2 separate regions of the Homo sapiens genome follow, and region 2 is linked to region 1. A link is an interaction called in ENCODE POLR2A ChIA-PET data of the cell type or tissue named here. Cell type or tissue: B cell. All regions are shown on one strand. Each heading gives the region's core, and the rest is flanking DNA. Links, peaks and the distances in the headings are about the cores only. Region 1 overlaps SYNE2 (spectrin repeat containing nuclear envelope protein 2). Region 2 overlaps SYNE2 (spectrin repeat containing nuclear envelope protein 2).

Evidence for each region. Peaks named below come from ENCODE experiments on the same cell type or tissue, not always from the same donor. Only the 100,000 strongest peaks of a DNase experiment are listed, where the experiment ranks them.
Region 2: POLR2A ChIA-PET joins it to region 1 with 8 read pairs; 5 of 35 experiments call an interaction of 5 or more read pairs at or near these places.

What each region holds. Positions count from the first base shown.
Region 1 is chr14:64,206,944-64,212,322 of GRCh38, forward strand. It overlaps SYNE2 (spectrin repeat containing nuclear envelope protein 2), which reads left to right. Exons shown (of 116, transcript NM_182914.3): 101 at 1,815-2,002; 102 at 2,485-2,635; 103 at 2,999-3,181; 104 at 5,018-5,155. Among named protein-coding and RNA genes, the nearest start is that of ESR2, 85 kb to the right of the region's middle. In B cell, for the core only: no CTCF peak of the experiment used is centred there; DNase peaks (open chromatin) are centred at 2,262 and 2,698; H3K27ac peaks cover 2,907 bases.
Region 2 is chr14:64,135,228-64,140,606 of GRCh38, forward strand. It overlaps SYNE2 (spectrin repeat containing nuclear envelope protein 2), which reads left to right. Exons shown (of 116, transcript NM_182914.3): 79 at 2,560-2,756; 80 at 4,714-4,846. Among named protein-coding and RNA genes, the nearest start is that of MIR548H1, 43 kb to the left of the region's middle. In B cell, for the core only: no CTCF peak of the experiment used is centred there; a DNase peak (open chromatin) is centred at 2,724.

The sequences.
Region 1 (5,379 bases), core at 218-5,217:
TAAGAGTTCTTAAAACTGGAATTTTATTTAGATGTAATAACTTTAAAGTTAGTCCTCAAATTGACTCCAGGGAGACTCCCACCATTCGAGCATATCAGGCATTCTACCCACACTGCAGAGCTTTAAAGAAATCACCCTGCACATTCTTCACAGTGCACACAGGGTGGCCAAGTGGAAAACACATCTCTTCTGAATATAACCTGGTGGTGTTCATTTGTACTCGGGATCAGTGTTAGGAACTGCCTGATTTAAAATTCAGTTGGCGGGTTAGCATTTTATTTTCTTATATCAACCTAAACACTCAATGATCGGAATTGTGTATTTATATGAAGAAAAGTAAGAGAATAGGGGCTGGGCGTGGTGGCTCACCCCTGTAATCCCAGCACTTTGGGAGGCCAAGGAGGGTGGATCACTTGAGCTCAGAAGTTTGAGGCCAGCCTGGACAACATGGTAAAACCCCATCTCTACCAAAAATACAAAAAATTAGCTGAGTATGGTGGCCAGCTGCTTGGGAGGCTGATGTGGGAGGATCACTTGAGCCCGGAGGTAGAGGTTTCCGTGAGCCAAGATCGCACCACTATAACAGAGTGAAACCCTTGTCTCAAAAAAAAAAAAAAAGAGAGTATGAAAATAGTGGTCCCATCTAGTAATATAGTAGTAATCTCAAGTTATTTAAATATGAAAGTGACCTGGAATGAAGCTTATATTGCCTTTCTGTAGATGGTGACAGCTACCATTTATAGTACAGTCCTCTTATTAACTGAAATTTGTTGAGTCCTGGGAACTGGATTTAGTCTAGTTAATAGTGGTTAAAGTAGTGTAGATTTTAGAAATTGGTATATTATCAAATAATTAAAATAGAATTTAACTTAGTGTTTGCTTTCTCACAATGTAATTTGGATATTAAAATTAATGCTGTGGTCTCATGTCACTTGTCACACAATTTGGACATCAGGGATGCCTAACTCTTCCAGAATGGCAAAACAGGTTCCTTATCTCTCTCCCTCCCCGCAGCCCACCCATGGGGTACAGCAGAAATATTATCTGATGATGACTAAAAATGCCATGTTTATTCGTGAAGAGGTTTTCCAGTTTTTTCCTATGACCATGCATTTTCTCTTCATAAATGTTATTTTTCCCAAATTGGGGAACTGCATCACTATCATCATCAAAGGACAAGACTCCAGAGACCCCACCTCTCTCCAAGCCACCACAGCTTTGGCTGGACTTTATCAGTTGGGGAGGCAAGGTCTGTCTGCCAGAATTTCTCCCTTGGGCTCATGAAGCCCTTGAATGGGCTCACGGGGAAGCTGTGGGCATCCACACTGCTGCATGCACAATTTGGTGTGTGTTTGAAGAGTTCGGTAGCTGATAAAAGATTGAGAGTTCCTGCTGAAGAGACTCAGTTTCTAAAGACCTCCCTGAAACCAAGTCTAAACTGGAGCCCTTTGGGGTTGGGTGGTATGGAGTAGATCCCATGCATACCCGAAGTCTGTGGGGCGATGGGCTCTCAACAGTAATGGCGCCACCTGTCAGTGCGTAGAGGACACCCATCACCGTGGCACCCCTCACATGGTTCAGCGCATAAGTCCTAGATGTTTCCAGTGTTTAAACTTTGTGTCAGGTGCTGACAGCACAAGGGTAGCACAAAGATGAGAGGGATTCCATGTGTACTGCCAAGTTCATGGTGGAAATCCACCCAGGGAAGTATCCCCTGAGCTGGGAGAAGGGAGGGAGGAACGGAGGTCCTTTGATGCTGACCCTCCTGCTGCCACCAACATCTCAAGAGGTTTCTTACTCTGTTGTAATCACAGGATCTACAGCGAGATATTGAACAACACAGCGCAGGGGTGGAGTCCGTGTTTAACATCTGTGACGTCCTACTGCACGACTCCGATGCCTGTGCAAATGAGACCGAGTGTGACTCGATCCAGCAGACCACCAGGAGCCTGGACAGACGCTGGAGGAACATTTGTGCCATGTCCATGGAGCGGCGCATGAAGTAAGAACTAAGCTCCCCCAAATGCCTTCAGCGTGGTCAGCCGAACTCAATACACCCTTCTGACCTCATTCACAGTAACTATTCTGTTCATTTCACTTAGAAATGCGCCAGGTATTGGCAGAGAAGGCCCAACGCTTATCAAAGGATTTATTCAAGAAAAATGTAACCGGAGTAATGTCTCTCCCCAGCTGTCCTGTGTGGGGTGTGGCTGTGGACTGGCCGCTGTGCTTCCGTTGACCTAGCTGGGCAGTAGTGGAGGCAGCCCTGTCTCCTGGTTTTTTAACCTCTGTGAAGCAGGAGCTCTGAGCTGCTTGGCGCTCCCAGGCAGGAGGAGCACAGACAAGAAGTGGCGTCCCTCTTATTTCCCAGAAGGGGTAACAGGGTCTCCCCCACTAAACCGTGCGGGTGTCAGGGGATAAAAGAAGTGCAAAAGCACAGGCTTGGAGGGGATGGCTTGTGTTAAGTTGCTTTGCTCCCATCAGAATCGAGGAGACGTGGCGCCTGTGGCAGAAGTTTTTAGACGACTATTCTCGCTTTGAGGACTGGCTCAAGTCAGCTGAGAGGACGGCAGCCTGCCCAAATTCCTCAGAGGTGTTGTACACGAGTGCCAAAGAGGAACTGAAGAGGTTTGAGGTAAACACCTTCTCCATCCCGGTCTCCTGATCATAACCAAGCCTGCAGCGAGCCTGGGGGCTGCTGAAATGACTTCCTCTAAGTAGCCAGCTTCCCCTCACCTCTGGCAAGGGCTGCCTAAACCACAGCCTGCCCCCAGCTGCTGAGACAGCTTTGCAAGACATTGCTGATGTACTCCAGCTGCTATGTAATGAACTTGAAAGCCTGTTCTGTAGCTGGCATCAGGACTGGTGAATTAGGCCCTCTGCTGCCATTGCAGTTTGGGGATGAACCCCTGGCAGCAGGTCGCTTGGGATGTAGAAGGGAAGGAGGGCGTCCTGGCACTCTGCATGCTTTGGCTCTGACCCCTCCCATGTGATGCAGGCCTTTCAGCGGCAGATTCATGAGCGGCTCACTCAGCTGGAGCTCATCAACAAGCAGTACCGGCGGCTGGCCCGGGAGAACCGCACAGACACGGCCAGCAGGCTGAAGCAGATGGTCCACGAGGGCAACCAGCGCTGGGACAACCTTCAGAGGCGGGTCACAGCCGTCCTGCGGAGACTCAGGGTGAGCTCCTCTGCACCTGGCTCGGGTGTAGATTTTCCAGGAGACATAACGCACGATACGCAATGGCAGGCTTGTGGCACAAAGCAGCAGGTAGAAGGTTTCACTTCAGGCCTGAGCTGTTTTAACAGTCCTCCAACACAAAGAAGCCCAAAGCTGCCAACGTTCGTTTTTTAAAAGGGGGATTTGCATGTGGGGCTTCTTAGGCAGGGCCTGTTGATGAGATTTGCGTTACCAACGCACAGCTCTTTTTACAACTTCTGTAACCCGTGGTGGTGTGCATGTTAGCTCAGAGTCCAGGGCGCCGCTTCGCTGGGTCTGGAAAAGGCAACACGTGGGCCCCTGGAAGGAGCCCCGCTTTGCCCATCTGTCTGTTTTTATGGGACCCCCCCCAGCTCTCGCACTGAGGAGGATGGACAAGGCACGTGAATGCAAGAGCCCCTGTCTGCACTGGGGGGTTGGGGACTGTGATTATTCTCTGAATTTCAGAGCACACAAAGGTTTGGTTTTTGAAGGTAAATATTCACCTTAGATTTCTGTCATTCAGAAGATGTGCTGTGTAAACCTGTGTGAATCCAGTTATAAACTGAAAGGACTGTCACAGGCAGGGACTACAGGACACAATTTTAATTTCTGCGTCTGTTCTCAGGGCAGAGCATGGTTGAACCCATTCTAGAAAGATGTAAATCTGGGCTTTCTTTCTTTTCTTCCTTTCTTTTCTCTCTCTCTCCCCCTCCCTCCTTCTCAGGAAGACATTGGCTTTTCTAGTAACCTAGACAACTCCCTTGCATTTCTTTCTGTCTCTCTCTCCCTTCCTGTCTCTCTCTCCTTTCCTGTCTCTCCGTCTTTCTTTCTCTCTCTTCTCTCTTTCTTCTTTCTTGACAGGGTCTCACTCTGTTGCCCAGGCTGGAGTGCAGTGGTGAGATCATAGCTCACTGCAGCCTCAAACTCCTAGGCTCAAGGGATCCTCCTGCCTCAGCCTCCTGAGTAACTAGGATTACCGGCGTGCATCACTGTGCCTGGCTGATTTTAATTTTTGTGGAAATGGGGTCTCACTATGTTGCCCAGGCTGGTCTCAAACTCCTGGCCTCAAGTAATCTTCCACCTTGGCCTCCCAAAGTGCTGGGATCGTGGGTGTGAGCCACCATGCCCGGCCTCTTGCATTAATTATCTCCTGCCGATCTGGCTGTGGCTAATCTGCCTTCGTTTGGCACTGAAGCTATACTGATCTGAACATCAGCTGCCTATCTGTGAAGCAGTAACCTGAGAGGCATCCTTAATTGGAGATGATACAACTGCTCTGAGTCTTCTTTCTCTGGGAAGACACATTCAGAATTCTATCAGTGAAGGCAGAAGGGGGCACCAGGCTGGCCTCAATCCTGATATCAAGGCTTTTCCATCTTGAAGCTACTAAATCCTTCCGTCAAGCAAAAGCTGCAGAAGGCCAATGTGTAAAACAGGCAGAAGGCCTGGCCTGGCCCCTCAGGGGGCTCTTCAAAGGACAGAGGAAAATCACTGATTTGGACTAGAGAATTTTAGAATTTCAAATGCTTAAGGACCTCAGAGACCATAATCAACATTCCCACTCTCTCCCCGACTTGCCAGCGTAGAAGCTGGGGCTCAGAGAAGTTGAGGGGGCTTGTTTGGTCTCACAAAGCCAGAACCAGACCCCAGCCTCTGAACAACATAGTGCTTCTGGGGCTTTCTGGGTACCCTAGAGGCAGATTTCTCCCTGAGTATTCTGGGTACCCTTTTCTTGTGGCCGAAGGTGGCCTTGCTGTCTGTCTGAACTCTTGTTCCGTGGTCAGTAGAAATGTGATTTCCTCCCCACTTTTGCAGCATTTCACCAACCAGAGGGAAGAATTTGAGGGCACCAGGGAGAGCATTCTGGTGTGGCTCACAGAGATGGACCTGCAGCTGACCAACGTGGAGCACTTCTCAGAGAGTGACGCCGATGACAAGATGCGCCAACTGAATGTGAGGGCTGCTGCTTCCCTAGCTCTTCTCAAAAGAACACACCTTTGCGTGGGAGAGCTGGCCAAGTGCAAATTTCACACGATACTCTGAGAGCAAATTTCAGAATTCTTAAAGCAGCCAGGCTACATCCCACCTGTGTACTACCAGATTATCACGTGCAAGGATACTGTTCTTTACGGTCCAGGAGTATGGGTGTCACCAGTGGGGCCAAGAACAGAGGTCCG
Region 2 (5,379 bases), core at 102-5,101, 72 kb before region 1:
GGCTAGAGGCAGTTATGAAATATCAACTTTAAAACCTCAAAAGCACATTTATTGCCTGAATGAACTAGTTGGAAAATGAAAGCAGGAAATAATTCCAGGGTTCTCTTTTCCATGGAGGTATTTTAACCTCTATAAGGAACATTTTCCAGAGGCTGGGACACTGTATTTATACTCCCTAGATGCCTGGAAAGCTACAGTTGGTCTCATTGCCGCCTTATTAATTATATTGAGCCTAACTCTAAGGTAAATCTGAGTCCTCTGGGGTGGGTGGGAGTGGGGGTGATGAGAGTACTGTTTAGCTCTTTGTTAGTCTAGGGATACAGAAGGTATCATCTAAACAGCTGAAAGAATGCAGATGAGAACAGTATTTTAAGGCTTATTATTTTAAGCAACAGTCTAATATTAGCCAACCTAATATGAGTGTGATTGTTTTCTCCAAAAGTGACCATATCTGTTAAAATGTGTGATTCTATTACATTTGAAATATTAAAAAGAAAAAAATTGTTCTAAGACTTTTAAATAAATTTGCCAGACTAAAGAAGACATATCCTGTAAAGCCCATCTCACATATGGACTTCATAGGCCATTCTCAGTTCAGAATCAAGGAAAGGTTTGTGTGAGTCTGACAGATGTTGTCATCTTGATCAGCCGTCGTCTGTGGGGCATGGAACCTAGGAGTCAGTTGTCTGGCCTTTGAAGTCAACAAACCTGTGTTCAAATGCTGGCTCAGCCTAGTTACTCGTGCACAGACTGTATCCCATGCATACAATCGGTGAATTAGGCTGGGCGTGGTGGCTCATGCCTGTAATCCTAGCACCTTAGGAGGCCGAGGTGGGTGGATAACCTGAGGTCAGGAGTTTGAGACCAGCCTAGCCAATATGGTAAAACCCCATCTCTACTAAAAATACAAAAATTAGCTGGGTGTGGTGGCACGTGCCTATAATCCCAGCTACTTGGGAGACTTAGGCAGGAGAATCGCTGGAACCCGGGAGTCGGAGGCTGCAGTGAGCTGAGATAGCGCCACTGTACTCCAGCCTGGGTGACAGAGCGAGACTTCATCTCAAAAAAAAAAAAAAAAAAAAAAAATTGGGGGGTGAATTAAGACTTTTCAGAGATGTTTTAAAGGTGAAGAATCTAGCACTTCACTTAGAAAATTAGACTGATTTTTTTTTCTTTTAATACAGATGCTCAGACACGGGGGGGAGGGGATTACAAATGGGAGTGGTGGAAAGGGCTATGGACGTGGAATTTTTTGGTAATGATTTAAAAGGCTTAACTTAATTTGAAAATAGCAAACCTTCTGTTTTGTTAATAATTTATTTTTTAAGATTAAACAGGTGTCAGGATAAATGGCATTAGCTGAATCCAGCTGTGTTAGATAATTACCTTTAGACAGACTTCTCTTCAAAGAATTTCATTTTTCTTTCCGTGAAGTTGGATTAATGATACGCTGTTTTAATTTATTTTTCTAAAGTTTTCTTCCTTTCTCTCTACTGAATCTTTATATTCAGTAGAAGACCCTGGAAATGAATTTTTCTGCCTAGTATTCGCATCTCATGGATAATAGAGAAATACTATTTTATTTATCCTCTTCATATCTAAGTCACCATCTGAAGTGCTTTCGGGGGCAGAATAGAAATAAGGAAACCCTACTGGCTCTGCAATCAGAGGGGTGGTGGGGACTGAGCCAAGGGAAAAGGAGAGGGAGTAGGCTCTCCTAGAGCCAGCAGCTGCTGCTCAGTTACAGCCGCCCTTTGCCACATGAGATGCAGACCAACAATTGCTAGGTCTTCCAGTTTTCCCACAGACACTGGCAATCCTGATTATTAGGTAAGATTTCCTGATTTTTCAAACTGATCTTAAGGTCACACAAAACCTATCTGTGAGCTCAGCATGGCCTAATGACTGCCAGCTTGTTTTTTGTTTGTATGCAATAAGTCTATAAAGTTGATTTGGGTTGGTTGGTTGGTTTGTTTTGTTTTGTTTTGTTTTGACACAGTCTCGCTCTGTCGCTCAGGCTGGAGTGCAGTGGCACAATCTCAGCTCACTGCAGCCTCTACCTCCTGGGTTCCAGCAATTCTCCTGCCTCAGCCTCCTGGCTAGCTGGGATTACAGGTGTGCGCCACCAAGTCCCGCCTCAGCCTCCCAAGTAGCTGGGATTACAGGCATGCGCCACCACACCTAGCTAATTTTTTGTATTTTTAGTAGAGAGGAGGTTTCACCATGTTGGTCAGCCTGGTCTCGAACTGCAGACCTCAGGTGATCTGCCTGCCTCAGCCTCCCAAAGTGCTGGGATTACAGGTATGAGCCACTGCATCCAGCCAGTAAGTCTACAAAGTTGAATCTGTGCTCTAGAAATGCAAGATTGGACACCTATCATGAAAGGTAACCAATAAACCATTAATCATGCATCCAGTCAGACTATATAGTCTTGAATGTTGGGAAAGTGTTACTGTTTTATCAGTGGACACAAATGTCAGTTTTAAATGCAGTATTTGTGAATAGCTTGGCAGACTTTATTTTCTAAATAATTCATTCTATGACTTTACTTTTTATTAGCAAATAAAAAGAAACATTGGTGGAAAACACGCCCGGCTTTACCAAACTCTGAACGAAGGCAAACAGTTGGTGGCGTCTGTGAGCTGTCCTGAATTAGAGGGCCAGATCGCAAAACTGGAAGAGCAGTGGTTGTCCCTGAACAAGAAAATTGACCATGAGCTCCACAGGCTGCAAGCTCTTCTCAAGCATCTGCTCAGGTCAGCCTTTTTGGGGGTGGATTGGCTTCATATTGTGCTGTGAAGAAAGACCTCGGGGATTCTGTAGTCAACTAAATTTTACCTGCAACCCACCTTATGCTGTTTTTTCTTGGGCAGTCTAAAGCAGTTGGGTCCCTCTTCTGGGCTAAACGCGATGTAGAATCTCTGATGGTTTGCTAGACACAGTATAACATGTAATCAGTTTGCTGTGATCGTTTTTTCTTTTCTTTTCTTTTCTTTTCTTTTTTGTTTTTAAGGAGGCAAGGTCTTGCACTGTCACCCAGGCTGGAGTGCATGGAGTGCAGCAGCACTATCATAGCTCACTGCAACCTTGAACTCCTGGACTCAAGCGATCCTCCTGCCTCAGCCTCCCAAGTTGGTGTGACTACAGGCATAGGCCACCGTGCATGGCTAATTTTATAAAATTTTTTGTAGAGATGGGGTCTCACATTGTTGCCCAGGGTGGTCTCAAGCTCCTAGCCTCAAGCAGTCCTCCTGCCTCAGCTTCCCAAAGTGCTGGGATTACAGGTGTAAGCCACTGCACCCAGCTAGTTTACACATTTCTATAGAAGCTAGGAATTATGTTATAAAATAATATATAGGTTACCTTTATACCATGATATTGCTCTTTCCAAAAGTTTTAAAATTAAAAAAATTAAATGATTTTAGCTAACAGAATAGTTTGAAATAGGCTTTTGAGTTCTTTGGAGAATTTGTTGTGCTTAGTTGGTATAATCTTGAACCGTGTGAGGAAGGAGGAGAACATAGAACATTTAAACATCATTCTCATCCCTGCATCTTAATCTAAGGCAGTTTAAAAGTTACAAGAAGGGCAGAATATTGTTTGAATATTTTCACTACCTCGGGCAAATACGTTGGGTGTTCAGCCAGCAGCAGTTTGTTGTTATACAGCTTATACAAATGCTGGTTGTGTGTGTGTGTGTGTGTGTGTGTGTATGTATGGTGTGTGTGTGTGTGTGTGTGTGTGTGTGTGTGTATGTAATTTTATTTATTTTTTGAGACAGGGTCTCACTGTGTCACCCAGGCTGGAGTGCAGTGGCGTGATCGTGGCTCACTGCAGCCTTGACCTCCTGGGCTCAAGTAATCTTCCCACCTCAGCCTCCCAAGTACCTGGAACCACAGCACATGCCACCACGCCCTGCTAATTTTTGTATTTTTTGTAGAAATGGGGTTTTTCCATGTTGCCCAGGCTGGTCTCAAATTCCTGGGCTCAAGCCATCCTCCCACCTTGTTACCCCAAAGTGCTGGGATTACAGAAGTGAGCCACTGTGCCTGACCTATATTTTTAATATAAACAAATTTATAGAAGACATTTGATGGATAAAAATCTCTGTTCCTTCATTGGGTATACTTTTGTGTAGCTGTAATAAGAAATAAAGAATGCTTTAGACTTCCTCATTATTATTATTATTTTTTTTTTTATTTGAGACAGAGTCTTGCTCTGTCGCCCAGGCTGGAGTACAGTGGCGCAATCTCGGCTCACTGCAACCTCCACCTCTTGGGTTCAGGCGATTCTCCTGCCTCAGCCTCCTGAGTAGCTGGGACTACAGGCGCCTGCCACCATGCCTGGGTATTTTCTGTATTTTTTAGTAGAGACAGGGTTTTACCATGTTTTTCAGGCTGGTCTCGAACTCCTGACCTCAGGCAATCCACCTTTTTCGGCCTCCCAAAGTGCTGGGATTACAGGCATGAGCCACCACATCTGGCCTAAAATCCTCACTGTTCTTGCTGAGCTGTAATGAAGAGAGTCCTAGAAAATGCCAGGAGCATCATGGTATAAAACATGATATAATCCTTATTAACGTCATGATATTCTGAATGTTAGGACTGATCAACATAGGAGGACATACAATAAAATAAGAAAATTTGCTGGTGATGCATATCATTATCAGAATATGTTTCTAATCTGCCTTCTCTCTCACTTTGCTCCTGTTAGTTATAACAGAGATTCGGATCAGTTAACCAAGTGGTTGGAATCTTCCCAGCATACTCTGAATTACTGGAAAGAACAGTCCCTCAATGTGTCTCAGGACTTGGATACAATCAGAAGCAACATCAACAATTTTTTTGTAAGTTGTAATAGCATATGTTCAGTTAATTACTGGTCAGAAATAAATATCAAGGAAAAAGCATCAGGGTTGATGTGATAGTCTTCGTATTTATTTGTGGATAAGGGGTAAGACTTGGGCGAATGGCAGCTGTGTTCTTCAAACCTAGAACTGTTTATACTGTTCATTCGTTTATAATAAAATATGTTTTTAATTGACCCCATAAAATATATCTGAATTTAAAACTTGCGCCAGGTGCAGTGGCTCACGCCTGTAATCCCAGCACTTTGGGAGGCTGAGGCAGTGGATCAGCTGAGATCGGGATTTCGATACCAGCCTGACAAACATGGAGAAACCCTGTCTCTACTAAAAATACAGAATTAGCCGAGCATGGTGGTGCATGCCTGTAATCCCAGCTCCTCGGGAGGCTGAGGCAGGAGAATCACTTGAACCGCGGTGGGTGGAGGTTGCAATGAGCTGAGATGGCGCCATTGCACTCCAGCCTGGGCATCAAGAGTGAAACTCAGTCTCAAAAAACTTGCACTGACATAGGT